2 separate regions of the Homo sapiens genome follow, and region 1 is linked to region 2. A link is a loop called in an ENCODE intact Hi-C map of the cell type or tissue named here. Cell type or tissue: dorsolateral prefrontal cortex. All regions are shown on one strand. Links, peaks and the distances in the headings refer to the core of each region. The heading gives the core; the rest is flanking DNA. Region 1 overlaps LINC02034 (long intergenic non-protein coding RNA 2034). Region 2 has its middle 65 kb from the start of LINC02016.

What was found. Peaks named below come from ENCODE experiments on the same cell type or tissue, not always from the same donor. Only the 100,000 strongest peaks of a DNase experiment are listed, where the experiment ranks them.
Region 1: a loop joins it to region 2, with 4 times the contacts of the local background. A loop is called at or near these places in 17 of 110 quality-filtered maps.

What each region holds. Positions count from the first base shown.
Region 1 is chr3:127,537,477-127,552,716 of GRCh38, forward strand. LINC02034 (long intergenic non-protein coding RNA 2034) reads left to right here. Exons shown (of 7, transcript XR_007096067.1): 2 at 491-607; 3 at 876-1,033; 4 at 1,991-2,237; 5 at 2,809-2,965; 6 at 5,908-6,047. LINC01471 (long intergenic non-protein coding RNA 1471) reads right to left here and starts at 304. Exons shown (of 7, transcript NR_125397.1): 1 at 197-304. RefSeq lists a silencer at 10,448-10,767. In dorsolateral prefrontal cortex, for the core only: CTCF peaks have their summits at 6,955 (motif pointing left) and 10,497 (motif pointing left); DNase peaks (open chromatin) are centred at 6,945 and 10,465; H3K4me3 peaks cover 1,003 bases; H3K27ac peaks cover 2,198 bases.
Region 2 is chr3:127,448,057-127,463,296 of GRCh38, forward strand. No RefSeq gene overlaps it. Among named protein-coding and RNA genes, the nearest start is that of LINC02016, 65 kb to the left of the region's middle. RefSeq lists an enhancer at 4,492-5,012 and a silencer at 7,539-7,968. In dorsolateral prefrontal cortex, for the core only: CTCF peaks have their summits at 7,709 (motif pointing left) and 7,914; DNase peaks (open chromatin) are centred at 4,365, 7,675, 8,719 and 9,295; H3K4me3 peaks cover 2,318 bases; H3K27ac peaks cover 3,148 bases; H3K27me3 peaks cover 2,345 bases.

The DNA.
Region 1 (15,240 bases), core at 2,687-10,686, 88 kb after region 2:
CAGGCCCAGGTGCCTCCTCTGGCCCTCAATGCCCTGCAACCTGGCCTCTCCTGGGACTCCAGTCTCCCCCGCACACCCCTGCCCTGTCCCCACACTCCAGCCGTGCTGGCCAATGGGCCAGACTCTCTTTCTTGGGGTCTTTGCACCGCCCTCCCCTGCCCAGCACACCCTTCCTCCAGGTTGCCACGGGGCTCACGCCATCGTTCCTGTGGTCATGCGGTTGCCACCACTTGGGCAAAGCTGGTCCTGGCCACTGTATGGCGGCTCCCCTCCCCACCCACTCTGTCCCCCACCTCTGCATTATCTCGCCTGAGGCACTTAGCTCACTCTAAGATGGTCCTAGTTACTCCCTGATTGTCTATCCTCTGACTCACCCGTGATCTAATAATAAGCTCCATGATCTAATAATAGCCAGATTCATTTAGCACTTACTATGTGCCAGGCACCGTTCTAAGCCCTTGATGTCTTCTAACTCATTTTACCCTTGCAGCAACCACACAATATAAGAGCTACTGTCTCCAATTAACACTTGGGGACACTGAGGCAAAGAGCCTGGCTGAATATTGTGCCCGTGAAGACAGAGGGACAGCCTATTTTGTTTGCTGCTGTATCCTTAGCACCCAGCACAGGGAAGGGGTCCTGGTACATTTCTAGAAAAAATGGAGGGGAGCAGAGTCCCCCTGAGCACCTGGGGTTTGATGCCTCCCTGCCCAGAGCCCTTGCTATAGCATATGCTGGTGAGGGCCGAGGCTCTAGCTCACACTCCAGACCGGGGTAGGGATCCAATCTGGCTTTGAAGACATCATGCAGAGCCTCTGCTCTGGAGATGGGAACCTGCAGACAAATGCCTCCTTATCTCAATCCTCTGAAAACAGTTTGACCAGGGAGACAGCGTTCACTCATGAATTTAAGAAAAAAAAAATCCCTGATCCCTACTTTTTGCCAACTTCAATGCTGATTTCTAGTGGTACCAAGAAAAATGCAACTGAGCCTCCATCCTCAAGGGGCTCACAGTCTTGTGTGGAGATAAAAAGTGAGTGGTCATTCAGATTGCGGTGAAATCTCCCAACGACTGTCTTCTATTCACAGTTATCAATGTCCTGGAGCGGAGCTGCTGGGGAGGAAGTATGGGGAGTGGCAGGAGATGAGATTGGACAGGGAGGGACATCTCTGAGTTCCCAGCCAGAGAACTAGAGGGCAAACAGAGGCCATTCATGGTCCCATGCCACAGGAGTGACACATTCGCCTTTGTGCTTTCTAGCTGACTCCTGTGCAGGTGCAGGTGCAGGTGCAGGTGCACACACACACACACATGCCGTGTTAGTGGGGCTAGGTGCCACCTTACGAGGCCCCCAATGGAAAAAGGTTTAGGGCAGGGAGTCAGGGGTTTATACAACCATTGGAAGGGCTGGAACATCAAAAGTTGGGACTTGGAGTTTACTGCCAGCTTTCAGGGAAGTAGGATGTTACTGTTGCCTCCCAGGTCGGGAAACTGCTGAAAATTGCTGAAGATGTTCAAGGCTTTCTGTTGTTATTGCACTCAATAAATATTTATAGAATGAATGAGTGAGTGTTCACAGACTCTCATATATATTTATATCACATGGAACTAGTTTTTCCCCCAATAATTATTTATTAGAAAGGTGAATAAAATTATAAATAACAAAAACAATACCTTCACCATTAACTTAAAAAAATTCTAAATACAATTCTTTGGACTCTCTTGATCATTATTCTTATGAATACATAGGGATGCAATCAAAATAAAGAATATAATTTTGCATCCTAACCTTATTTGCTTAATTTTTAAATTTTGAAATAACCACAGATGTATAGGAAGTTGCAACGATAATATAAAGAAGTCCTTTGATGTCTTCATCCAGTCTCCCCCAGTGGTAACATCTTATGTAGCTATTCAATACTGAAGCCAGGACATTGACATTGATACAATGCACATGTTGAATTCTATGTCATTTTATCATGTGTGTAGATGCAGGCCTGCTGCAGATCCAAGTCCTGTGACCGGGGTCCTGCCCAAGGGTCCTGCTTCCCTAGGCATCCCAGAAGTTCAGCCTGCATCTCGACCAGAGCCTGAGAGTAGACACCTGCCGGTTTATCTGTCCCTTCATGTAGCAGGTGACAGAGGTGCCAGGGGCATGGCAGGGGTACTCTGACACAGCACTGCCCCACGGAGCCCATGTCCCAGGGCAGAAGACCCACGATGCACAGCCAGCCAGGTGAGAGAAGAAATGTCAGATACAGAACACAATGAAGAAGAAAGCCAGCTATGAAGGTGGCCCCGTCGCAGGCTAGGGTTGGGAAGAGACCCTGAGTTGGAGGTGAACATGCAGGACGTTACTTAGGGAGGGCTCTTGCGTTGATACTGTGGACAGAAAGGGCAAGAGAAGGCAGGGCTGGCGGGGAGCTGTGATGAGCTACAACAGAAGCCCCAGCAACGCAGGCAGAGATTCTGAAGATCGATGGCCCTTCAGAGGGCCCCGGGGAGCTGCACCGGTTGCTCATAGGGAGGGGAGCGACCTCAGTTGAGGCAGCTCTCTGCAGCTGGGTGTGCTGACTCCCGGCGGATGGGGCGGTGGAGCGGGGGGGGGGTCCGAGCACCCCCACAGATGCTGTCCAATTAGGAAGGCTTCTGTGATGCCTCATCTTGTACATCAACTTGGCCTGGCCACACTGCCCAGTTTCTGGTCAAACTCTGGTCTAGACATTTCCACAAATGTATTTTTTTAGATAGAAAAAATATTTAAGCCAATGGACCTTGAATAAAGCAGATTACCCTCCATCATGTAGGTGGCCTCATCCGATCAGTCAAAGGCCTCAATAGAACCAAGACTGACCTCTGCCAAAGAGAGAATTCTTTCAGCAGACGGCCTTCGGACTTGAGCTATGACGGCAACTCTTCCCCGGGCCCACCTGACGGACTGGGTTTCTCAGCCTCCACAGTCGTGTGAGCCAATTCCGTAAGATAAATCTCTCTCTCTTCTCTCTCAATCTCTCTCTCAATCTCTCTCTCTCTCCAGGAAAGAACTCCAGGGTAGCTGGGAGCTTGGTATGTTCCAGGACAGCAGGGAGGCCAGAGCCGCTGTCAGTGTGAGAGGGTCGGAGTACAGTGGGGCCCTCCCTGCATGTGGGGCCTCATAAGGTGGCATAGATGCACGCTTGTTCTGTGTGGACAGGGTTTGGGTGGGGGTGATGCTTCCTCTGTTCCCTGGGTAGAGACTTGATGTCTGGTGGCCTGGGGAAGGCAAGGAGGCCATGTGGAGGCTGCTGCTGTGGTCCGGGTGAGAGGTGACGCCACTGTAGGGCAGCTGGTGGCATGCATAATTCAAAATAGGCATATTGACCAGATGCAGTGGCTCATGCCTGTGATCCCAGCACTTTGGGAGGCCAAGGCAGGAGGATTGCTTGAGCCCAGGAGTTTGAGACCAGTCTGGGCAACATGGGGAGACCCTGTCTCTACAAAACATTAAAAAAAAATTAGCCAGAATAGTGGTGTGCACCTGTGGTCCCAGCTACTTGGGAGGCTGAGGTGGGAGGATCACTTAGGCCCAGGAGTTGGAGGCTGCAGAGTCGTGCTCACACCACTGCATTCCAGCCTGGGCGACAGAGTGAGACCCCACCTCAAAAAACAAAAAACAGGGGTATTTTGCAGGCAGCATCTAAAGGCCCAGCTGCTGGCTTGGCTGTGGCCTTTGAGAAAATGAGCACAGTCAAGATGGAAGTACAGATGTGGGCAGGCCCTGTTCCAGCCTCCAGATGTTTCCATCCTAGCACTGGTAAGGATGAACTCATTTGTTGAAGGGGGAAGTCATGTGCTCCAGGAGGGCAAGGGAATGGGGCATTGTTGAATCCTGCCTTATCCCTGAGCCCCCACAACTAGAGAAATACGAGTAACACCAGTGGAAAGGCTGCCTTCCTTCCATACCTGTGGCCACTAGGTGCTCTCAGCCCTGCTGCAGGCTAAGGGCGTGGCCACCCCCTGCCCAGGTAGCCTACAAGGAGGTTTGTGCCAAGCCCAGAGCCAGAGCAAGAGCTGGCTCTGCCTGGAGGAGCTCATGCGAGTTGAGGAGATAAGGCACAAAATAATTAGTGAGCAGAGTGTATAATTAAGCGCTAAATTGTGTGTTTCAGACTCACTGAGCTGTGGGAGTGTGAGGTGGGGGAGTCACACCAGGCTGGAGTGGCTGGGTGAGGCAGCTTCTGCAGGTTGGGGGCACGACTAAGGGGGGCAGCCCAGAGAAGGGACAAGGTTCCAGGTGGGGGCAAGGCAATGGGGCGAGGGGTGGCAGGAGCACAGTGAGGTGCAGAGAAAGGGAAGAGAGCGGCCATCAGTGTGATGGGGTCTGCAGGTTGGGGCCCCAAGACTGCATTGGGTAAGCAGTGGATCCCAGCACCTTGTGATACGCTGGGCCTCATGTACCACATCTGTGAAATGGGGATGCTGGATGTATTCCATGGGCAAGTCTGTGTACAGGTCCAGCCCAGGGTCTGGTACATGGGGACACCCAAGCAGACAGACAGGCAGGCACATAGACAGAGGGGACAGGCAGACAGACGGGAGGAGCCAGGTGGTCAGACAGATGTTCAGACATAGATGGGCCAGACAGACAAGCAAGAGAAGTTCAAATAGACAGCTGGATTCCTGTGTCCCAGCACCTGGCCCTTCCACAGCCCTGACCAGAGCAGGTCCTACCCACCCTCATCCTGCTCTGAGAGGCGGAAAGCCTGGGGCTACCAGGTGGCCCCGAGACTGAGGGCTCTGCGTGGTAGGGTGTCCTTGTTGCAGCATTCAGGAGCTGGGATTCTGGGAGAGCTGGGCTGACTTCAGGCTTTGGGGGCCAGGGCCCAAAAGTTCAAAAGGGCCCAAGAAGATGGAAGGCAGGGATGAGCATGGGTGGCCCTGGGCTGGAAGGAAACCAGGAGGCAGAACCATGAGGGACACATGCAACCTGGCCAGGCTGGGCCCCGGGCGGTCAGGCCAGACACAGGAGAAGGGCAGCATGTCACTAGCATGGCAAAGGATCCCAGCGGCACAGGAGGCTTCCCCTTGGCAGTGCTGTGTTTGCTGCCTGGCTTAATGTGCCGCCGCCTGTTAAACAAATATTGTGACAGGCCCACTCCATACACTCAGGGACGGCGGCGGCACTGGCTGTCACCAAGGGTGGCCAGTAACGCGGGCACTCTGCACCACGCAACCTCTCCTTCCAACTCAGAGCAAGCCTGCTGCCTAAACAAACACAGGGCTTGGCCACCACCAAACACACCCAGAGGAGACACAGGAGTGGGGCCCAGCCTGACTCCAGCACTCCTGCCCCACACATGCAGGCAGGAGGAGGCAGCCCCACAGGCCCCTCTGCCCCACCTGGCACGGACACATCCAGCCAGCAAACACTGAGCATCTGTCACGTGTGGAGCACTGTCCTGGAAACAGGGAAAAGGGCGGAGCTCCCACCTAACAGAGGAGGCTGGCCACGGACAGAAGGAAATACAGCATGCCTGGCGACAATACAGAGCCAGGAGAAAAGCCACAGGTAGAGCATGACAGGTGTTAAAGCAAACTAAAAATGGCCTGAGAAGGACTTCATACTTCTATATGTTAGTCCTTGTGGATGAACTGTAACCTAACTTAATAGGTAGACAAAATTGGAAAAACTGTGTTCAAATAAGGCAAACGCCAACCTATAACCAATCCAGCTGTTTCTGTACCTGAATGCCGATTTCTTTACGTCATTTTCCTATTTTCGTCTATAAATCTTCTTCCGCCATGTATCTGCGCTGGAGTCTCTGTGACTCTTCTGTGATTCTGCGGGCTGCCCGATTCCTGAATCGTTCATTGCTCAATTAAACTTCTTTAAATTTAATTCAACTAAAGTTTTTCTTTTATCACAGGGCAGTCAGGGAAAGCCTCCTGGAGACTTGGGCAAGAGACCCAAAGGAAGTGAAGGGGCGGGCAAGATGGGAGAAGAGCATCTGGAACAGCATGTGCAGAGACCCAGGGCCAGGGCTGTCACTGGCATGTTCCGGGGCTGGTAAGGAGCTGGGTGTGGTGGAAGCGGACTGTGCACCAGGAGAGGGGACCATGAGGCAGAGAGGTCCCCGGCACTCCGTGCAGGCCTCTAGGCCATTGTTGGACTGTTTCCTCTGAGCAGGTCATGGAGTGCGTGGAACAGAGGAGGGAGGGACGGGACCTGACTTTGGGTTTAGGAGGGGGGTCCCTCTGGCTGCTATGGGGCAGGAGCAGAAGCAGCAAGGCCAGCAAGGAGGCTGCGGCAACAGCTCAGGAGTGGTGGGGCGGGTGGCCCACACCACGGTGGGAACAGAGCCGGAGCGGGAGGTCAGATTCTGGGTGTATTTTGGAGGTGGAGGTGGCAGGGTTTCCTCACAGGCCGGATGTGAGGCGTGAGGGAAAGAGAAGAGACGGGGCAGAATGTGCTCATTCACTCATTTGTTCATTCATCCTACATTCACTTTGTCTTTTTGACTAGGTGGGCAGGGAGTGTGGCAGCATTGATGAGAGTAGCTTTGTGGTAACACTCCTCTTAAACATCAAATACGCAGCCTCAGCCACACAACCAAGGAGGAAGCCGCTCTTCCAAGAGTCTCCCATCCTTCTGTCCCTCCTCCTCCAGCCTGAACCCCTGCCCAGAGCACAGGGACAGCAGGGCTCCAGAGCTTCTGACCTGCCTGGGGTGGGGGCAGGCCAGGGAAGGGTTGTGGACCATGGCCACCTGTGAACCCAGTCCTGGAGGGATGCTGGGCAAAGATGAGGCACAGGGCGAAGGTCGGAGGCAGCGGCATGCTGGCCCTTGTGCAGCGGGGCAAGGTCTGGGGCACCGAGCGGCCTCACGCACCTGGCTGGAGGCTCAACTGTCCTGAGGCCGGGCAGCCACTGCAGGATTGTAAGCGGGAGCAATTTTGTTTAAGACATCGCCCTCTGGTGGCCATGTGCAAGGTGGCCTGGAGAGACAGCCCTGGGAGGGCTGTGGCCCCAGCTAAGGCAGGAGGAGGGCTCAATCAGCCATCTGTCACCTCACCACAAAGAGGACAGAAGGCCCTGTGCCCCCTCCCACCCAGACCCTCACACTGCCACTGTGTGCTGAGCCTGTCCCTGCCCCACTGTTCCCTCAGCCCTGGTCCCAACCTCACTGTGACCTTGGGCAATTTCCAACCCTCACAGCCTCCATGGAAGAGCAGGGCCCCAGGGTCTCTCAGCCAGAAGATCTACCAGTCCTAAATCCACACTTCTTTTTGCAGAGCCCAGCAAAACTGGGCAAGACAGGCCTGCACCCCTCAGGAGGGCTGTGTCTACCGTGGTAGTACAGCTGAGCGGCCTGATTTCAGCATTTTTAAACAAAGCCTCCAGATGGACTTTGTCTGCCTGCTGGGGAGGGCTGGGCAGCTGCTGCACTCAGGGACTTTCCTCTAATTGGATCCCCTGGAAAGGAGAACAGCCCCAATCCCAGCCAGCCCATCCATCCATCCATTCATTCATTCCTTGAGAACCCATCATGTGAATCAGGGCCCTGAGCTGGGGTCTGGGTGAGCAGGAAGAGGAAGGGCTGCACAGATGGCGCACACACTTGGGCGGGGAGACCCACGGTCCTAGGCAGGCAGGGATCCGAAGCATCATGAGGAAGGCAGAGATCCAAAGCATCATGCAGGAGGCAGAGTTAAGCAGGGTGGAGCGACCGAGCAAGTGCTTCTCCGAGGAGGTAACATTTAAGCTGAGGCCTGAATGGAAAAATGGAGCCAGCCACACCACAGTCTGGGGAGGTGCTCCCAGAGGAGGGGACTGCAAGTGCAAAGGCCAAGAGACCAGTAGGAATGGGGGCTGTTTAAGGACCAGCACCGGAGAAGGGGGAGGTCAGGATTTCAGCGGGTGCCTCTCAGGCAGGGCCTGTGTCTGTGGCAGGAATAATCTATATTTTACACCATGTGCGCTCGGAGGAGGCTGCTTCAAGCCTGCTGGAGCCGCTCCCTCTGCTGTGGTGGGGACTAATGATACCACTCGTCTGTGCACAGCCGCTTTATTATTACTTATTGGCCCACATGATCCTCCACCAGGAGGAACTGTTAGGCTTATTTAATGGATCAGGAAACTGAGGTTCCGAACAAGAAGCAGAGCTGGATTTGAGCAGAAACAGCCATTCCAGCTGAATTCAGCCCTTAGAACTAGTTTGTTTTACCTGTATAGCTTTGAAAATTTGAATCCGTTGCCAACTCTACAACATTGGGAGCCTTCACGTCGAAGATGTTTTGGCTTTCGGCATCTCTTCAACAGTCTGTGGCACTGGCTATGGCAGTGTGAGCCCTGGCTCTGCACGGGGTTGTCTGCAGATGCCCCTTCAAACCAGAGGTCACAGCCCCCACTCTCCGAATCCCATGCCCCTCTGGTGTCCTGCCCTGCTCCCCCAGCACCTGAGTTTGCCACCTGGGCCACCTCTGCTTGAGGTGGGCTTGAGCCCACCTGCTGTGGTGAGCCCGTCTTGCTTAGCTGACAAGGGACACATACACTAGAGAGTCTCTGAGGGAACAAACAATCCTCCCGCACCACTCCCCACCCCGATTCCACGACTGTCTCCTCAGTTTCCTGCCACCAGACCTGAGACTCCCAACTGCAACTTTCAAGATGTGAATGAATTCAGAGACCCTAAGAGCCAGAGACCATGGATGGGGCTATCCTCCAAGGGGAAACTGAGGCCAGTGGGGTTCGGGGCCGGCCAGCTAGTCACTCCTGGGGCTTCTGGAGACATGCTGTGAAGAAGCACATTCTTCCCTTCACCTTGGGGCTCGGAGCCCCAGCTCTGCCTCCATTTAGCTGTGACACTTGGGCAGCAGGCCTCAGTTTCCCCAACTGTTCACTGACAGAATCACTGTGAAGTTCATGGGGGCTTCTCGGCTCACGTACCCATTGTCTCAGGAGAGGAGCAGCTTGTCTCTCTGGGTTCAAACTCAGCCTCCACTTTTAGCTATGTAACCTTGGGCAGGTAGCTTAATCTCTCTGAAGCTTGGCTTCTTCATCCAAAAAAGGAGACGCATTATTGGGATTATTATGAGATTCCAGGAGATGATTCAAGAAAAGCCCTTAGCACAGAGCAAGTGCTCAGCAAATGTGAGCAAGAGCAGGGAGTTGTGAGCTGACCCGTGTCCCCTCCCCAAGGGCTTAGGCCAAGGTCACGACCAACAGGCCAGCGTCCCAGAGAAGGCCAGGCTCTAGGCCTCCTCATCCAGAGTCCACTTGGCCGAGTGGTATAGTCCCAGACTGAGGTCACCCTCCACTCCCATGTCACTGAGTCCCTGCCATGTGCCAGGCAGCCCTGTCAGTGCTGGAGGGAGGTCCCGTGGAGACAGAGACTGGGAGGGTGCTGCCCTGAAGTTCTAGGGGGAAAAAGGAAGGAATAAATAGGGGAGTGGAACAGAAACATCCAGGGAGGAATTGGGACTACTTGGTCCATCGGGGGGAGAGAGAATTTTGGGCCATCAGGAGAGGTTGAGGGGCATTGCCAGGGAAGGGCTTTCCAGGCAAGGGAGCCACACGTGCTGGGGCAGGAGGCAGGCACAACCCTGAGGCCTTGTGGATAGCAGGAAGGCTGTTGTGCCCGCTGCAAGAGGAGAGGAGGGGAGAGGGGAGCCGCGGTGTCAGCTGGGCGGCAGGGCATTCATGGGGATTCTATTTTAAGGTGACAGGAGCCCTGGAGGGTTTGAAGCCAGCTCGGTGGTGGGCTTTCCATTCCACACCAAGGCCAGCGGCAGGCTCAGCTCAAACCCTGAGAGTCTGGCTCCAAACAGCTCCAGGCAAGAAAATGAAGCTCGGAGGGGAACTCAGGAGGGAAGGATTGGGGTTGGGAAGGTGGTGCGACTGGGGAGGGAGGGGCACAGGCTGTGGTCAATGGGTGCGGTCTGAGGCTGGGGGTGCGAGCTGGGGTCTGGAGGTGAGACACGGACTGGGTGCTGGAGAGGGGACATAAGCTGGGGTACTCAGGAGGGGTCAAGGGAGGAGGGACGGAGCTGGGGCAAGGACTGGGTCCGGGGGAGGGGTAGGGGAGTAAGCCAGGCGGTGTTGGCGCAGCTCAGAGCAGACGCACAGCCCGGGGCTGGGCAGCAGGGCAGGCGCTGCCCAGCCCCTCCGAAAGGCGCAACTGAGAGGGGCCTGCGGCAGTCCGGAGGCGCCCCCTCCTCTTCCCCTCCTCCTCCTTTCCCTCCCCTCCTCTTCCTTCCCCTCCCCTCCTACTCCAACCCCTCCTCTCCCCTCCTCTCGCTGCCTTCCCCTTTCTTTTACTCTCCCCTCACCTCCCCTCTCCTCCCCTCTTTCTCCTTCCTCTCCCCTCCCCTTGCTGTCCTCCCGTCCCTTTCCCTACCCTCCCCTCCCCTCCCCTCCGCCCCCCTCCCCTTCCGGAGCCCGGCCCCGCGCGCCGCCATGCCTGGTGCCGCACCGCCCCCTGGTGCCCACGTCAAGCATGGCGCGGAGCGACTGCACTGTGCCCGGGCTGCACTGGGGGCGAGAGGCCAGGGAGCCCCTACGGCCTCCAGAGGCCGGGCGTTGGGGGGGCCGCAGAACGTCGGGGACTCCCTTGGGACCCACGCTCAGCTCCGCCCTGCCCGCACTCGGCTGGGTCCTTGGGGCCCCTCCCCTCTCTGGATCTCGCTTCACAGCCAAGATCACCAGCTGGGAGTGGCCAAGGTCACCAGCTGGGAGTGGCCGACCCAGCGCCAGGCGCCGTCCCGCAGCGCTGTCCCCGTCCCCGCAGGCCAGCAGGCTGCACGACTGTCTGAGCCTCAGTGTCCTCATCTGTAACACGGGCATCATCATATCCCCAGCTTCAATCTTCACGTCTCAAACCATTGAAATCTCAGCAGTAAGAATCCAAGTATCCAAGTGCCAAATTCTCCATCAATGTCTACATAGTTTTGGTTTAAGTCTGTCTTTTCATGCATTTCCTTTTAGCACTGGAATGAAGTTCAAGCAACAGGCCGGTCACGGTGGCTCATGCCTGTATTTCCACCACTTTGGGAAGCCAAGAAGGGCGGATCACTTGAGCCCAGAAGTTCGAGACCAGCCTGGGTAACACAGGGAAACCCCATCTCTACAAAAAATTTTTAAAAATTAGCCTGACTTGGTGGCGCACACCTGTAGTTCCAGCTACTGAGGAGGCTGAGGCGGGAGGATCGGGAGGATCGCTTGAGCACAGGAGGTCGAGGCTGCAGTGAGCCGTGATCACACCACTGCGCTCCAGCCGGGGCAGCAGAGCAAGACCCTGTTTAAAAAAAAAAAAAAAAAAAAAAAAAAAACCAGACACACAAGCGACAGTGAACCTCAGAGGCTGGCATATAAAAAGGGTGGTTTTTGAGAAGCAAGACCCTCCAGAAGTCAAGCTTTAGCCCTATCAAAAGATGTCCAAGAAACTTTTTTTTTTTTTTTGAGATGGAGTCTTGCTCTGTACCCAGGCTGGAGTGCAGTGGCACGATCTCAGCTCACTGCAACCTCCACCTCCCAGGTTCAAGCAATTCCCCTGCCTCAGCCTCCCAAGTAGCTGGAACTACAGGCATATGCCACCATGCCCAGCTAACCACACCTGGCTAATTTTTTGTATTTTAGTAGAGACGGGATTTCACCATGTTGACCAAGATGGTCTCGAGCTCCTGACCTCGTGATCCACCCACCTCGGCCTCCCAAAGTGCTAGGATTACAGGAGTGAGACAGCGTGCCCGACCAGAAACTATCTTTAAGCTAAAAATGCACTTAAAGAAAAAGGAAAAGTCAAAAGACAAATGAGAAACTGGGGAAAATGTTTGAAACTCATTACAAAAGTCTAGCACAGGGTCAGCAGGCTGTTTGTGTAAAGGGCTGTGTAGTGAGTACTTTCAGCTTTGCAGACCATGAGGGTATCTGTGGCAACTGTTCAGCTCTGCTGTGGTGGCAGAAGGCAACCACAGACAGTGAGTGCAGCTCTGTTCCAGTAGAATTTTATTTACAAAAAAATTTAAAAGGCAGTGGGCCCAATTTATCCCACAGGCAACAGTTTGCCAATCCCTGGTCTAACCTAATACATTAAAAGCTTCTAGAAATCTAGAAAAGACAACCCCCCCGAAAATTGGCAGAAAACTTGAATAGACAGTTTACAGAAAACTCAAAAGGCCCCTAAATGTATGACAAATGTCCAACTCCACACATGATAACAGAAATGGAAATTAATGACATCAAGTTACCATTTCTCACCTATCAGAACAGCAAAGAATTCTAGTGCTGCCGACAGCGTGTGTGTGTGTGTGTGTGTGTGTGTGTGTGTGTAACAGGTCCTTCCACATTGCCATGAGAGTCAAGGGAACACCCTCTGGAGGGGAAGCTGTCCATAGAAAGGGCTGTCATATTTACCATGTGACCCTGCAACCCTACCTCTGAGCATGGGTCTTGCAAACATCCTGGGCACCACGAAATGATGCGTCCTCACAGTTCCACCACGGGAGGCACTGCTGCCGTTTGTAATCATGAAAATATTGGAAACAACCCATCTAGGAGCTGGTTAGACAAACTCTGCTTTGGGCACACAGTGGAATACCGCACAGTTGTTGAAGACAGTGAGGAGGCTCCGTGGGCTGATAGGAAAATTCCACATGCTGTTGGGAAACAGGTCCTTCCACATTGCTGTGAGACTCACCACTACCGCTAGATCCCAGGGCCCAGAACAGTCCTGGCACATAATGGATGTCCAATAAATACATGAATGAATGAATGAATGAATGAATGAATGAATGAAGAATCTGCACACTCTAACACTTAGGGACGAGCCAAGAGAGGCTGCATTCCCTGGGCCATGCTAGTAGATGTTAGCAGAAAAACAAACATGCAGAACCACGCACACAGTATAAGGCTTTTGTGTAGGAATGGGGTGGAGAAATAAGAATGTCTATTTGTATATGTTTGTGTAAAGAAACATTAAAAGGATCCATAAGAAATCAGTACAAGTGGTCACCTGTCTGGGGCATGGGGTGGTCAGGAACAGGAAGGAGAGAAAGAATTCTCAATATACATCACTGTAACTTTTTAAGCCCCGTGAGAATATATTTCCTATTCAGAAATTTAAAATTTTTTAAATCAATGTACATGGCTCTGACAAGGAGTGAGGAAAGAAGCCAAATACAGAAGGATATATATAGAATGCTACAGTTTGTGTGGGAAAGGCATTTCCTTACGTGTGGAATATCTCTGGAAGGATTACAATCCCCCACTCAAGTGCTGGCAGTGATGGCCTCCAGGGGGAACGTGGGGCCAGGGGTTGGAGAGAGACTCACCTTTGACTGCTGATCCTTTTGGATGGTTGGTTGGTTTTTGTTTTTGTTTTTTACCATATGCGTGCTTTGAGATTTTCAAATCAAAAGAAAAAGAGATGAAAAGCAAGTGGGTGAAAGCCCATGGCTGTTATAATAACACAGCAGCTCCCCCGACAGCGTTCCGAGGGTGTTGGCTGCATTAAGTCACCTAGCACGCTCTCTGTGGGTACCATCACCAGCTCCACTTTATGGCTGAGGAAGCTGAGCTGCAGAGCAGTGAGGTGGCCTGCCCAGCATCACACAGGGTGAGCACACCCCCAGCAAGTCCCCATGGCCAGCAGCTGGAAAACACCGTTGCAGCCCAACACTGTTCAAAGCAGGGATTTCCTCTATGAAACCCTCTCGACTGGTTGCCCAGCCTATGCTCAAATTCCTCCCAGAATAGGAAGCTCACCTCCTTACAGGGAGGGCATTCCATGGTCAGATGTTTGGGTCAAAAGCCCCTCCTCACACTCAGTGGCAACGGGCCTGCCTGCCCCGGCTCTGTCCTGGGAGCCCATCTAATTGCTCCACCAGGGAAAGCCATGTGGGCACGTGGCTGGGGCACCTGGGGCTATTCTTCATTCTGAGCAGTCCTGGCTACTGCAGTTGCCCCTGCTGAGCGATTCAGGTCCCTTCCTCTCTGAGTCAATATGGATCCACAGGTCCCCTTTTGTTAGACTGTTGTGAACTTCACAGGGGCGGTGCTAGCACACACGGAGGCCCCGCTGATCTCCCCTAACTCTTCTCCATTTTAATCTTTGGTCTTATGCACATCAGCCCAGCCTGGACATACCCCAGGGCCTTTGCCCTTGCTGTCCCCTCTGCCTGGAAAGCTCTTATTATGCCTGCATCTCCCCAGGCTTCAGCTTCTTAGCAGGAATGTAACCTCCATAGAGAGGCCTTCACCCACTACTCTTGCTAACATGTCTCCCCGCCATTCCCTTTCTCATTCCCATTTCAATCTGGAATCGTCTTGCTTCTTTGTTTCTTTGTTTGTCATCTGTTTCCCTTAGTAGAATATAAACTCCAGAGGACAAGGGCTCTATTCCATTCACCGCTATCGCTAGATCCCAGTGCCCAGAACAGTCCTGGCACATAATGGGTATCCCATAAATACGTGAATGAATGAATGAATGAATGAATGAATGAATGAAGAATCTGCACACTGTAGCACATAGCAGTGAGCCAGGAGAGGCTGCATTCCCTGGGCCATAGATCTACGAGTCCATCTCAGAGCAGCCCCCACACAGCCACTGTTACAAGCCCTGCACTTTAGCCCTCTCCTCTCCCATCCACCATCCAGGGCAGAGGTGAAGCCAGGAGGCCATCTTCCCAGAGAAATATCAGAGCTCTAAATTCAATTTAAAACAGTTTAATTGCCTAATTGCTCAGCTCTTCGGTGCAGTTTGTTAACAGAAGTGATTCTGCAGCAGCCAGACCAGCCTAGCAGAAAATTGGCATTTCAGCCAGAGGGAATTAAAGAGGCAGAGCACAGAACTGCCACTGCTCCCAGCTGCCCCCATACCCCCTACTCCACCACCCCCAGCCATGTGTGAGGCCTGACTCCCTGAAGGACTTGCTTGAATCTCTGTTGACATGCCCATAGGTATGAGGGTGCAGGGTGTTGTTTGTGTTTGGGGATGAGCAGCTGTTCTGCCAGCATGTTTGGACGTCTCAGCCATGTGCTTACCTAAGCATGTCTGTGCTTTCCTTTTCTTCATTTTTAATTTAGGCTTTCAAAGGAAAAACACATGCAAATAATGCAAAAAAAAATTTTCATTCAAGATTTAAACAGGTTTACATCTACAATGAGCCCCTCTTCCCCCAGCGCTGATTCCAGACCACCAGTTCCCTTCCCCAGGGACAAACACCGCTATCGGTTTCCTATGGGTCCTTCCAGAGACAGTTTAT
Region 2 (15,240 bases), core at 3,643-11,642:
CTGGCTCTCCTGCCTTCCCCTCAGCCCATTGCTCGTCACTCCCCTAGCGTTAAGGAGGGCTCTTGCTATGGTAAAAAGCATAATCTCATCTCACACAGGCATAAATAAAAGGGAAGTGATCTATTGGCTACTGTGCCAGAAAGGCCTTGGGACTTCTGGCACAGCTGGATCCAGGAACAGTGCCAGGAATTCATCTTTTGCCACTTCTGAGCTACACCTCCCTCTACTGTTGGCCTCATTCTCAGGCAGGCTCTCTCCTCAAGGTGAAAATACAGCCCCCACTGCCCTGCGGCTTGAAGCTTTCATTCTACCAGCTAAGCCACCCCCATAGCTCCAGCAAAAGTCTCAGGCATAGCATGCATTAATTGTGATTGGCTCTGCTTGAGTCATGTGTCCATGCAGCCAGAGAGATGCAAGTCTCTCATTGGCTAGGGCTCAGTCATATGCCCATACGTGGACCCAGGGGGCGGAGCCAGACCTTCCCCAATCACATAGACTGTGGATGAGAGAGAGTGGGTTCCTAAAAGAAAATTAAGAAGAGAAATAGGTACTGAGGAGGCAGGAATGACAATGCCCCTTCCACACACCCGGAGTCTCAGCCCCATCCCACGCTAGTCTTTGCCCAAATGTACCACGCTCCCTCCTTACTCTCTGCCAATCTCTCTGCCTCAAATGTTCCTCTTCCTCTCCTTGCCTTCCCTGTACCTTCTCCAGGAAGCCTCTCTGACCCCCAGACCTTGCCTGCTGTCTCCTTTGAGCTGTCACAGTCCAGTGCTTCTCCCTGGCTCTCCAGGACACACTGACACCATGTGAATGGCTGACTCCCACTGGTCCGCCTCCTACCCCAGTGGCAAACATGGTGGTTACTGTTATGGAGTACTGACCATGTGCCAGGCACCACCCCAGTGCTTTGTGGGCTTTATCTCACCTAATCCATACAACACGCCTGAGAGATGGATACTATGCCTAATCTCTAGTTCAGAGGGAAAAAACTGAGGCACACCCAAGATATGGAAAGGCACCCAGGCTGCCTGGCTGCAGACCTGTGCTCTCAGCCTTGATGCTACAGCCCTTTCTGTAGACCTCAGCAAAGCAGGAAGGGAGTTTGTTCACCTCTGAGTCCCCAGTGTGATTCCATTACAGCATAATTAAGACCACAGTTTCCGGAGTCAAGCCAATCTAGGGTCCATCCTGGAGGCTGTGACTCTTTGAGACATTAAAGTAAGGTGTATAATATTCCCTTGGCTCAATTTCCTCATCTGCGGAACAGGATAACAATAGTACCTACCTCTTAAGTTTGAAGCAAAGATGAAAGAAAAGAATGCTTTAGCATTCAGCACAAAGCCTGGCACGTAGTCAGAGCTCACAAAGTGTTAGCTGTGATGAGGCTGAGGGATGATGCTACCAGCAATTTGCTCCTTGATATATTGGGGAAATGGAGGGCTCTTCTCCCTTCCCTCATGTAACACACAGCCAGAAAAATTGATGGTCAAGGGGACTCAAGCCCTCTCTAGTTCTGTTTAAAACCCTTGCCACATTCTCAGGGAGCTGAGTTTTTGATACCTGGCTCTTCTCAAAAGACTGTGCCCCCAAGAGCAGGAGAAACTGGTCCAGCACGGTGGTTGCCATGGAAACCATTGAATGTAAATTTCATGTTCTGCCTTGCCCAGCTAAGCTATCGATTCAGCAAGAGGGAGAGAAATTGGGAGCTGTTTCCTTCCCAAAGTAAAAGAGAAAGTGCAGACCCAAAGTGAAAACAGAAGGAAGTGTGGCCAGGGGATCGAAACCTAGTTGGAAAAAAGATGGAACAGGGGTAGGCTGAGGGAGCAGGGAGGGAGGGAAGGACTAGAGAATCACTTTCCACTCCCATTAACCTGCTGGCACAGGTAAGTAGCCAGCTCCTAACACAGGCTCTAGAGTGATCTCGGCCCTGGCCTCAGCACTGGCACCTACCAGCTGCGTGATCTGGGGCAAATGGCTGACCCTCTATGAGCCTGTTTCATTATGTATAGAAACATGGATAAAAATTGCAACCTGGCAAGCTTGTCCTGGGGACATCATCACCCACGCATCCCAAGGCCTCTCTGGCATGCTGTCTTCTTCCTTTTTAGCCTGAAATTCCCACCATTGTTGTCATACTGAAGTTGTCATCGACGACTTCAGTACTCAAGGGAAAGAATGTGGTCCCAAGGAGCTGCAGTGGAAAACTCGAGGTCACCCATGAAAGAGGATAAGAGGAAGATGGAGCAGATGGGACATGGGACAGGTCTGTTTTGATGGAGTCAGCTGGAGTGGAAGTGGACCATACAAGGGTTGGGATGGAGGAATGGACTCGCCAACCAAAACCAAGTCCAAGTCTGGGTCCATCTCTGGGGTGCCCCAGCAGCTGGGTGCTCCACGCGGTGGGTGCAAATGCTGTGTGCTACCAGTTGTCACAGGATGACCATGCAGGGCTGCTGAGCTGGAGTGAGCCAGGCTGCCCATTCCCTCTTCCTGGGACTGCTGACACTGGCTCCCCTGGGGTGACCCAGGCCTGCCCAGGCACCATGACATGCCGAGGGTGCCCTGTCACCGCAGTCCTGGCAGCTGCACCCACAGAAACACTAATTGGGAAGTGAGACAAGCGAAGTGCCTTTAATGAGCTACCTTGTTGTAACTCTAACTCGTTGGCGTTATTTACAGAGATTCTGCTAATGAGGTGCCTGTCAGAGGGGGAGCCCACTGTGGGAGTTGGGGGAGGATGGGCCAGTCAGCCTTGAGGGAAGAGGCAAGATTCAAAGGGAAGAGGGAAAGAAACTCACCCTTGCTGAGCACCTGCTGGGCCAGAGGCCCTTCATCCCCATGATCTCAGCACACCGGCCCAGAGGCCCAGGAGGTACGGATGAGGTGTAGGGTGCAAGAACCTAACCAAGGTCACATGGGGAGTCTGGTAGTCTAGCCCAGGCTAGTCAGACAGCACAGTCCCTCAGGCACCTGCCTCAGGCAGGCCACAGGAGCCACCAGGGCCACCAAAGGTGGTAGGGACAGCATGTGTGTGTGTGTGTGTGTGTGTGTGAGTGTGTGTGTGTGTGTGTGTGTGTGAGTGTGTGTGTGTGTGTAGGAAAGACCACCAACTGGGAAGGAGTCCACTTCACCTGGCCTGGACATATGGAATCTACTCAAGGGTGGCCCCATCAGCTCTTCCACGCCAGAGTTCACAACCTCTCTTTCTGGGTTGACTCCTGGCAGGCCAGGGTTCTCCCAGCCATTCCTCACCCACTCCTCCCTCACTGTCCAGGGACCCTGAGCTTTGAGCCCTGACCCTAGCCAAAAAAAAAAAAAAAAAAAAAAAAAAAAAAAAAAGGAGGCTTCTCTGGGTCATCTACACTTTTAGAGACCATCTATCTTAGATCCAGTGGAATGGATTTGGCTGCTGCTTAACTGGTCTAGCCTGGGTTGGGTGCACCTCTCAGCCTGGGGTGGTGGGCAGGGCTCAGTGGTGGGAGGCGGGGGGGCTCAGTCTGAGTTAAGGGTGGGGCAGGGGTGGGGCTCAGCCCGGGACAGGGCTCAACTTGGGATTAGAGGGGAGAATCAGTTTGTAGCATTATTGGTTTGTGGCCAAAATAAGGGAACTGACCATTGGTCTTACTTTTTTCACCCGCGAAATGGGATTAATTAACTTGCATTTCTAGAATGTTATGGGATCCTAAGAAACAGAGATTGTGAAAGTGCCTTGCAAACCATATGGCGCCCCTTCTGGGTCTTGCTGTGGTCACTATGAGCAGAGTGGCAGTCTGGGTGCTGATGCTGAAACCAAGCTTGCCACCCTAGTGGAGACACTTCCCTGGCTTATCCCGTCCAGCTCGGCTCTGAGCTCCCCTCTCCCCTTCTCCATTCTCATTGTCACATCCTCTCTCCTCTCCTACTACCTGTCAAGATTGGCATCTCTTTAATTATAATGTCTGTGTGTTTCTTTAGGAGCCATGTAATTCCCCCTGACGGCCACCTATTTAAAATGAAAGTCAAACACTCAGAACTTTGTTTAAGAGTTGAGTCTTGGGGAAAAAAAATGCATTAATTGCCAAATGTTGCTAATTTCACTCTGATTTGGTGCAAAAAGAATACACACACACACACACACACACACACACACACGAGTACTGATGAAACTGACATGAGTCCAAGGATAGCATCTGGATGTCAAAGCCCTAAGCTCATCCAAACCCCTCTGTCATTTCTCAGATGAAGAAACCAGGACCCAGAGAGGTTAAATGACTTGCTGAAGGTAGCCCAGGCATAGGCAATGGAACCAAGGCTCAGCTGATGCCCGCAGGCTCCATGTGGCCTTCAGGCAGCAGCTGGTTGACCAGGGAACAAAAGACAAAAGCCCTGCATTCCTTGCACATATCAGCATGTCAGGCCATCTGGGCCGCTGCCCGCCCTGCAGGGCTGCTGTGTTTGCAAGTGTTGCCTGCCAGGGGGCCTTGCCTGGGACAAGGGGCCTGGGGAGACCCTCTTCTGAGGCTGGGGATCTGTCCCTTGGTAATCAGAACATATAGGCACAGTCCTCCCTGAGCAACCATCTGTGGAGGCTCAGCTGTGAGGCACAGGCACCAAAGGCCTTTGCCGACAATCAAAACTTGTCCCAGGACGGAGCTGGGAAGAGGGCCTGAAGCAGGCAAGGCAGCTTGCAGAAGGCTCCAGCCCTGGCTGGATGTGCCCTCACAGCCTCTCGGTGGGGAAAGGCAACTTGGTGGAGCGCCACAGGGAAATGTTTGGGCACTACCCTGCAATGATCGAAGCACCACTTCTGAACTCGGCCAGTTCTCAGATCAGATCTCCGCTAGACCTCTTCCTTACTGAGCACCTTGAGGAGCTGTGGAACCTCTCTGCATTACTGATTCTGCATCTGGCCCACATGATCAATACTATGGATTACTCAGAGTTGGTTGAAGGGGCGTCTAATGAGTGAATATGTGCTGTGTACCAGCCCAGGGCACACACACTCTACACACTGCTCCCACCTCTTCCCCAAAAAGGAAGCAGAGGGTTAGGCCAGGAAGAGCAAAACAGGGGCCCAAGAGCCTTGTTTGGCCACAGTCTTGTTTGTGGGCTTGCATGTGCTGCTATAAAAATGTAATTTAAAGGCCTCTTGGACAAGACCTGAGCTCCCAGAGCATCCTGGTACCCACCAGTCCCTGGAGGCTCACAGCTGGCCACTTCATTCATGCCTATCTGTTACTCTGCAACTCCTAGAGAAACCCTCTGCATAGCTCTGAAAGATGAAAGTCTGTGCTCACCCCTAGCCCTCTCCAAACCCAGCCAAAACCCCACGTGCCTTCTTTGCCCCAGCTCTGATAATATAGTGTTTAAAATCCAGTCCATGTCCAGCTTTCCACTGAACTAGGAGCACCTAGACGTGAGGCGCCACATGCTACCCCTACATGAGAAGAGGTAGGCTCTTGGTAAATATATTTACTCATTCGACAAAGAGGTGTTGCAGCTAGGCTCTGAAGACACAGCTGTGAACAGTTTTGACAAGAGCCAAGTCTTCCCAGAGCTTAAGGACAATTAACACTTCAATAAACAAGATGGCTTAAGATGGAGAAGATAAAACAGGGTGATGTGCTGGGCCAGAGTCGGTGAATGAATGAATGGGCAAATAGCAAGAATGCAATTTTCAGTCCAACAACACAATAGGAAAATGTTATTGCCTCTAACAGGTAGGAAGATGAACCAGTGAAGAAGATACTAGTATTAGTCCCATGGTCCCAGTGAGGAATCAAAAGTATGGGGTCATACCTAGGGTCTAATCAGCCCTCTGAGTAGAAGGGCAGGGGATATACCAACTCCTCAGATAAAGAAAAATTATCTCAAAGCAGCCACCTTTTAAAAGTGTCTACTGCCAAGCTTCTGCCAGACACTTTACCCACAGGATCCTCTAGACAACTGTCTGATCATCTTTATAGGTAAGGCCATCAAGGCTCAGAGACTTGCTCAAGATCACCCAGCTGGAAAGTGGCAAGTCTGGCTGGCTCCAAGCACTGTGTGCTTTCTGGAATAGTGGGTGCCCCCAGCCACAGAGCCATACCACCCAACTTCTCAGCCTTCCAAAGAGAGCTGCCCTGAGGACCCAATCAGCCCACAGCCTGCAGCTGCTGTGCCTGCAAAACCTGCCAAGTAGCCAGGCTGAGGCCACACTCTGCTAGCCAAAAGCCCAGTGTGGCAGCAGTACCAGGGCCTGGGCATTCCTGCTCAGCTTGGGGCTCCTCTGTGGACAGTCTATCAGGGAGTCCCACTGGGCCGGAGAGATTTTCTCAGAGCTGTGCTGCAGGCTAACACTCTTCTTACCCAATCTGCCTGCCTTATTCTCTCTTCTTAGAAGGCTCAAACCCACAGTATGGTCTCAGGCAATCCCCACCCACTCCTGCTCCTTCTCCTCTGGATTTCTTGCAGGTGATTCCTGCCATAAATCCCTTGCACTTCTTGCTCCGTCATCTTGGCATCTGCTTTTCAGTGTTCCTAACTGGCACGACACATCATCCAAACCACAAGGAAGACTTCTCAGTTATGGAATCATGCAGTACATGGCATATGAGGGTGGCTCCTCTGTGCTTCTAAGGTTCCAGTGGTGGAGAAACCTCTGACAGCTAAAGCCTGGAGCCCTCTGACCATTTGCACAGCAGCCTGGCTCAGGGGAGCAGGTCCAGGCTGAGAGTCAGACAGGGCTTGGTGTCCCTGCAGCAGCTCCTTCGGCTCTCTGGGCCTCAGTCTTCCTCATCTATAAAATAGGCGTGCTGACACTTTCCCCGTAGTACTGTCTTAAGAACTGGATAAAGCACCTGCTTTGAAGGTCAGATAACCAGGAGTGTGGGATTTTAGATCCATGTCACTAGAGTCTAGATGATCAGAGTTGGAAAATGTCATAGAGCCCTACATTTTCATTATTTGTGTAGGGAACTGGGAACATGGAAGGGAAGATCTTAGGCAAGCAGGGACGGCAGGCCACAGCAGAGGCAGGCCAGGTCCCGTGGCCCAGCCCGGAGCCTCAGAATGCCTTCCATTCCCATTCAGCACCAGCTTTGCCCGCAACCACAGGGAGCCCAGGCCAGGATCCCAACCTCCCCCCTTTCCCCAGGCAACCCAGGGGGCATGGTGGGACCAGAGGGAGAACCCAGTAAGACCTGGCATTAACATGAAGACTATCTGTGGGCAGTCAGAGGCGCCCAGCCTGCAACAGAGGCCAAAGGGCAGGCGAAGGTGGAGGAGGCGGGGTGCTTTTTCTCCGCTGGTCCCATCACTGCTAATGTGGTCTCAGGGCCTCCTCTCTGGAAGAGCAAACTGACCTCCGGAGAAAACAGTTGGAACAGGAAAAACAGAGAGATGCCAGGGACCCAAGGGGCACTCAGAGACAGGGTCAGCCCTTATTGGAGTTAGAGAGGCAGACAGAAGACAGAGAGGCCCAGGGATGGAGAGGGGAAGTGCAAAACAGATGGCCGGGGAGGGATGCGGAGGAGAGGCGGAGGTGTGCGCTGGGGGAGAGGACTACCGACGGCGCTGGCGGTCGGGATGGGCTGGAGCGGGCTGCAGTCGGGGCTGCATCGCCGGGTCCCAGCATAGCGCAGGCTCGGCGCCGCACCCGCAGCCTTTGTCCTGAGCTGCAGAGGGTTCCCGCGGGCCGCCAGCGCCCCCTGCCGCCCCCAGAGCGCCGCGCCGCAGCCGAGCGGCCCCTAGCTGTGCAGAGGGGACCGAGCCCGAGAAGGGACCGAGCCCGAGAGGGGACCGCGAGGGCGGGAGGGAAGCTCCGCGAGCCGGCGCCAGCGCCACGGCCCAAACCCCAGCCTCTACAGGTGCTCACTGCGCGACTGCCTGTCCCAGGCGCTCGGGCTGGGCGCCCTCTCTAGGGCCTGGGAGCAGCGTGAGTCCCGGGGGCGGCCCGGCATGGGCCTCCCACCCCAGGAGACGCCCTTCTGGCCTGGCCCTCCCAGTCGCCTGGGCAGGACTCGGATGCCCGCGGGCTGCAAACCTCTCCCCCGTGAACCCAGCAGGGAGGCCGGGGAGGCACGCTGCTCCCCCTCTCAGCCTTGCCCAGTGTCCAGACCTTTCAAAAGAAGCCAGAAAATTCACGTTTGCTTGGGAATCCCACAATTCAATAGCTTTTCAAAACAGTGCGGGAAGAAAAGTGGGTTTGGCCCACCAGCAGCCGGCGGGCACCCTCCCAGCCTCTTCACGGACTCTCCTTCAGGTTTTGGGCGCCCGGCCCCACTAGAGTCATGTGGGCATTTCCTTCAGATCTTCCTCCACTTAAATACACTTATTGAAAAAGAAAACTCCTTTTCTCTTTCCCTATAGTAATTAGAAACTCAGCGTCCTGTGGTGTAAAAGCCAGGTAGCCTCGGAAGTGAAACAGGGCAATTAGAACAGACACAGGGCCTGTTCCGCCCCACCCTGCTGCATCTGGTGGACAAGCCCCCGGGGCTGCTGATGACCCATGCCCTCTGACCTCAGGGGAGGGGCGGGCCGACGACAGGCCTTTCTAGAAGGGCCCTACAAGCGGCTTCAGGGAGTCTGGGAACCAAAGCAGCCACCCTGTCCATGGCACTGTCCGCCCCTGGCACCACGGCCCCACCGGGAGTGGAAGCCGCCAGGTGAGGCAGGGGTGGTTCCCTTCCCCGGGGAACAATGTGCAGAAGGCATCGGTGCCTGCCAGAGAGGAAGTGGGGAGGTGGGGAGACAGAGCACAGAGAGTGACTCAGACCCGAGGGCGAACCAGAAGCTGCCCGGAGATTCCCACTGTATGGCTTCCTGCAGGATTCAGCTGTGGAGACTGAAGCCGGAGGGCCTGGGGGGAGCCGCAGGAAGCGGGTGGGCGGGGGCCGTCTGCCCCTGGACACTCAGGACAGCCTGGCTCACCACGGGGGAGGAGAAGCCAATGGAGACAGCGGGGACCAAGAGGGAGGGGGTGGATGGGGAGCCTGGGGAGGAGCGGAGGGACCCAGGTCCCCTGCCTTACAGGACGACCAGCACAGGTTCCAGGTCTCCAGCCAGCTACAGGGCTTCTTAACACACAGCACTCCCTGCTTCGAGCCTTCCGGGAGGCCCCCAATCCAGGATCAAGACCCAGCCCCGTCACGGCCTGGCTCACGAGGCCCCACTTCAACTGCCCCTGACCTCTCTGCGCCCCCTGCTCCCGCCAGCCCTGCCGGCCGCTGCCCTGGAGAAGGAGCTGCAGATGGATCCCCAGTGAGTAGGAGGCAGCCGTGTGAGTCAGGCAGCGGAGGGAACGGGCTGCATCGCGGAGAGGAGGTGCGAAGCAGCGCGCCGTTTCCGGGCTCTGGAAGCCGAGCTGCCGAGGCGTAAGCTGGGAGGTGGACATGACGGGGGAGTGGGGAAGGGCAGGCGGCGGGACGGCCACACAGCGGAATATTATGCAACTTATAAAAAATTTAATTACCTGCCTACCAATAGACTTAAAGGGATTTCTATAAGGTATTATTGGGTGAGAAAAGCAATTTGGAGATAAGAATGTAACATACGATCCCATTTTTATAAAACAATGGGCAAAAAAATCTGTGAGTTTGTGTGTATATATGTATATGTATATAGGCCTCTATAGGATTTTATTAACACAAAAGAAAATACAGGATACATGCTAGGTTGTTAACAGGGGTTTTCTTCACGGAAACCTATTGTGGGGGAAGGGGAACCAATAAAAAAAGGATCTGAGAAATAAAGACCGCCCTTAAAAGATGGATGACTGCAGCTAACCGTGTCCCCAACACCCACCCCTACCAAAGCTAGACATGGGGGAGTGGTCTCGACTATCCCCTTCTCCCCATCCCAGCATCTGCTCCTCTCAGGTGGCAGCCAGCCACTAGACACCCCCCAACACACACATGCACGTGCACACACACACACACACACAGACCCAGCCCAGTCTCCACATAGCCAACCATCTGAGGGTTCCAGTTGCCCTGAGAGTGAGATCCACTTCAACACAGACTCCAAGTTCCTTCCCCCAGCCCCACTCACCTCTGCAGGCTCAGTCCTCACTGCTCCCCCAAACCCCACCCTGCCAACTCCCTGCACTGCCAAATAGCCCAGGGTCCAGCCACTGTGCTCTGAACTCTGAGCCTCTGCACCTGTCAGAACAAGCTTGCATTGATATTGGCTATATTCCAGTCTCTGTTCTGAGCACTTGACATTTATTGAAAGCATTTAATCCTCACAACAACCCTATAAACGTGTATAATATTCTGCATTGTATAGTATTTTTGTAGATGGGAAAACGAAAACACAGAAAGGTAAGTCATTTGCCTAAGGTTGCACAGCTGGTTAGTTAATAGGGAAAATGGCCCCAGAGCCTGCACTCTTGACCACTGTGCTAAACCCTCACTTGTGCCTTTAGACATACTGTTCCCTCTGTCTGGAACTCTTTAGTTTCTCTCTTCACTTGGCTAAATCCTAATCCCCACTAGATATCAATTGAGATATCACCTCCTCCGGGAAGCCTTCTCTGACCCCCCGTATCTGGGCTGGATGTTCTGATGTTGCCTCCACAGTGCAGTCATTCCTTGATCACAAAGTTTCTGCCATACTGTGGTGGTTGGACGTCCACACTAGGCTGTGCTCCTTGAAGGCACAGGCTTTATTTCACTCTTTGGAAGAAGGGTCCCAAGTCCCTGGGACAATGACGCCCTGTGTTAGGAGCTCAACCTACATCTACTGAATAAAAGGTGGATATCAGTACATCAGATAGGCTAGGAACCATCTCTCCGAGTACAGAGGATGGGCGAGGAGAGGGAAGTCGGTCGGGCCTCTTTCAGGACCACGGAGAGCTCCTTGGCTGCCAGCCACCGCTAGAGCAGGGGTCTCCAGGTTTGTTTCTTTGTTCTCTGAGACTCTGATTCTGGCCTGGACAAGACTCCCCAGACTTTGAATGTTAGCCGGCTTGACTGAGCGGCAACAGGGCAGGGGGGAGCAGGAGCCTCAGGACTGGCTAATCCGCTGCCTGGGCGGAGCAGCACCCCCAGGGCCCCACAGTCAGTCACACCCCATCTCCTATATACTTTTTAACCAACATAAAGTTTTAAAAAGTAGTAGAGAGCCTGTTGGAACCAGCACCAAATCTATGTGTTTTCTCGAATTATTGAACTAGAAAGAAATGAAAACATCAAAATACTCTCTTTGTACCAGGCTCGAATTGAGCGGCTGCCTCATTCAGTCCATGTCTCGGCCTGACTACAATGATGAAGCGATGGAAGGCAGAGTGGATTGAAAGGGAGCGAGGCTCAGCGGGGAACCTCAGATTGCCATTCGCAGACCACAGGGAGCCCAGAATGGGTCCCTGCTCGGGAGGAGAGAAGGGAAACAAGATTGACAGGTGAAGAGATGGGGGAGGGCAAGAGGGGGCCAGGGCTGGAGCAGGCAGGGACACAAAGAGGTACTCTCCTCCTCCATTCAGTTCTGCCCAGAACACAGGCAGGACCCTGCCTGGTGCCAGACTGGACCCCCAGAGATGGGTCCCTACCCACTGCATCTGGCCAAATGGGGAGAGCCTGCAGAGGGGCAGAGAAGTCAGAGCCATCAGCGCCCCCACAGAAAAAGGTGCAGGCCTCTGAGGAAGCACAGGAGTGCAGCAGGCAGAAAGAACAACGTATGCAGGCAGGAGGTGTGTGCATGATGGCAGGGTTTCGAGGACAGCCCAGTAAGAAACAAAGCCAGAAAAAATGCTGAGGTCCCTGAATGTCACCGACAGCAGTGTGGGAAGACCTTGCCTTGGGGGAGAACCTGATCTTAGATGGACTAAAAGGCCTTTGTCCCTCTTTGTTCAGAAATGCACCTTGGGGACCAAATCCTGTGGCTAGAGTTACACGTCTGTGCAACAGGCTGCCACAAGTCTGAACAGCCATCACCAGATGTTGCTCACACCCATTTAGGGAGTGGGCTGTGGCTAAAAGGGCAAAGAGAAACCAGGTTTCTGGAGTTCACTCCACAGCCAGGCTCTGCAGCCCTGACCCTGTGGAACTGACGGCAGCCCCCTCCTCCATGCCTGGTGATATGTGATGTGGGGTGCCCCAGCTGGTCTCAGTGGGAACCTGCAGAAGATGCTTCAAGGAGGAGAGGGAGTGTGAGAAAGGCTGATGAGTCAAATCTCAAGGCAATGGAGGGAGATGCCTGGTTCTTTTTGGTTTTGGCACAGCATTGGTTGGGCATTTTTTCTGTGTGCATGTTACACACGTTCACAGCCTGAATTCTCTCTATAGCCATCACGGTTGGACACAGCTATTCAACCAAGAGCTCAGAGAGGCAAAGCAACTTGCCCATGGCCACCCAGTGACAGAGATGGGGCTCTGACTTGGGTGGCCAGCTCTGGCACATGGGAACAGATTACATCTGTGTGTTCTCCACCCAAATTCCCACCTCCCCTTTGTTTCTCTCCTTTTCCTCCAGCTCCTGGCCTTTGACCTTCACCAATACTGTCCAGCTTGGCACTTGAGTGGGTTGCCACCATTGTGAATTGGGCCTTGCCTGCATTCTCAGTAGGCTGGGTTCCAGACATTTGAGGTCTCAGCCATAGACTCTGCTGGGAACGTGGAGGCCGGGGAGATTCTGTCCCACCTGGTCCCTCTGAATGAGCCAGGCACCCCTTGGAGGAAGTGACAGGCCAGCCCCAGGCATGCACTCCACTGGTATGTTTAGCCCCAAATCCTCCTCTTGCCCCATTTACCACCTTTCTCTGGGTGCCACCCTTGGGCCATCCTCATCCCTGACTGATGACTATTCAAGACCACTTTCTCTGCCTCTAGTGGAGCGTGTCAGAACCCAGCCTGTGACCCCACCCCATCATCTTAGAAGCAAACTCTTTCTAGCACCTGTACCAGGTGCTGGAGCAAGCCCTGAGTTTAGTTCATGTAATCCTGACAACCACCCCATAGGTCAGATGGGGAAACCAAGGCAGGAAGCAGGCACATACCCTGTGAGTGGCTGGACCCAGGCACTAACCCCCAGCCCCACACTCCTAGCACCCTGCTGTCTCTTGGTGACATGTGAGTATGTCAATCTGAACATGCTTGAAATGAATATTTGTCAATAATTTTACCAGACACTTGCAAGTTCATTCATGCTCACTAACTTTATTCAACAAACATTTGCTGGCACCTGCTCTGTGCTAGGCCCTGTGCTGGGGACTATGGGTGCAGTGATGGCTCAAACATAGCCCCTGCCCTCACGACCCACAGTCAAGATAGAAGCAAATGAGGAAGTAGACACCTGCCACACTAAGAGGTCAGCACCGTAGCAGGTTATGGGAGCCGGGAGGAAACAGTCATTCCACCTGGGGCTCCCCTCTTGTGCACGAAGCCTGTTCTCGGGCAGGTGGGAGGGAAGGTGCGAGGCACGGCCCTGTGCAGGAGGACTGAGTGCTCTGGGGCTGGCCTCCGCTGCTGCGGCACGGCAGGCTCACACAATGAAAGCTAATTCTTTGGTTGTAATGACTGGAAGAATTGCTGGCTTTTGACTTCTAGCATAATTACTGTGAGACCTCCGTAGAGTAATTCACCAGATAATTACATGGTAGCAGGTGGGGGGTGGGATTCTTCTCTGGAAGGTAAAGAGGTAGCATTTAATTTCAAGGGGGATGCCTAATCTTATAATTACTCAGTAAAGTCCTATATTCTTGCCAACCTGATTCCCTGGGGCCAGCCTGGCCTACAGAATCAAATCAAGCAGGGGCCATTCCCCAGAATGGAAATTCAGAGTGGGGGCCTCAGGGATGATGGGGCTTCCCCAGAGTGTCTTCACAGGTGAATTATCCTTGGGGCCTTGAATACAGCAGGAGGAAGAGGCAGGGCAAGATGCAGAGCCTTATTTTCTGTGCTAGAGGTGGAACTGATCAGAGGGAGAAAACTCATCCCCAGGCAAGACTGTAGCTCAAAGTGTGGCAGTCCAGGCTGGCCGCCCACCTCAGGGCCACTTAACCTCTCTGCAATGCAGCTCTCTCCTCAGTCAAAGGGGGCTAAGCCTTACTGCCTGTTATCTATTATCACCAATAGTGCCGCCTAACAAACTACCGCAAAACACAGAGGATTTGCAAACCAGCTAGCAATGTACTCCTCATGCTTCTTGGGTCCGCTGGCAGCTCAGCCTGAGCTGCGTCTCATTCACATGGCAGGTGGTGTTGGGGCCACGTGTCTCTCATCCTCCTGCAGGCTAGCCCAGGCTGGCTCCCATGGCATCTGGGAAGTCCCAAGAGCAAGCATCGAAGTGGACAAGGCCTCTTGAGGCCCAGTCTGGAAACAAGCACAGTGTCACTTGGCCACATTCTACTGCCCAAAGCAGGTCACGGAACAGCGCAGAGACAAGGTGGAGCAACGGATTCCCGCCCCTTTGTGGGAGGCTCTTCATCATGTGGCAAAGGTGTGAGGTCATAGGGAGGAATGAGGAACTGGATCTATTTCTGTAATCAATCTACTACAACCTGCCCAGGGGGTTATTGCAATGTGTATGAGATGCACACAGTAAGTGTTCAGTAAAGTGGAATTCTGCTGGTTGTTGAGAATGAGAATAGTAAAAGGAAGCTGGTAGCAGAGATAGGCATGGACTCCTGCTGCTGAATGTGCAGGCCACTGGCCTTCCCTCTTCGGAGACAGCGATGTAGTGCAGATGCCCAGCACAGGCCTTGGGGGGCGGTGGTGGACATGGTCCAGAAGTGAGTTCCTGCACTACCTGCTTCTGTCTTCAGCTCACTTCCCCTCTCATAGCCTCAGTGGCTGTGGTGCAGAAAGGAGGTGATGCCACCCCACAGAGGCGGCTGAGGGTTAAAGCAACACATGCCACATGCCGAACAAAAAACGGCCTGGCGACGGTCGGTATTTCTCTCTTTTGAAATCCAAGCCCCAACTGTCTAGAGGATTTTGTTTAGCTTTACTTCCTGTTGTTTATATTACAAGAAAAGTAGCTAATTCCCTTTCATTTTCCAAATATGAAATTATTCTCTCACACAGAAATGCCTTTTCAAACTAGATATTTCTTCATGGAGCTTAGGGTGTGTTCCCTGCCCTGCCATCCTTCCCCCGCAGGCAGGACCATACCATGGGTCACAGGTACCAACCCACAGCAGGTGACTCATGGCTCATGCTCCTTCTCCAATAGTCACTACTATTTTTTAATTAAATTGTTATTAAACAAGTAATTATACACTCTCCTTTTGAACAACCAGAACATTACAGATAAGGTAAAGTCCCCCTGTTCACCACCCCA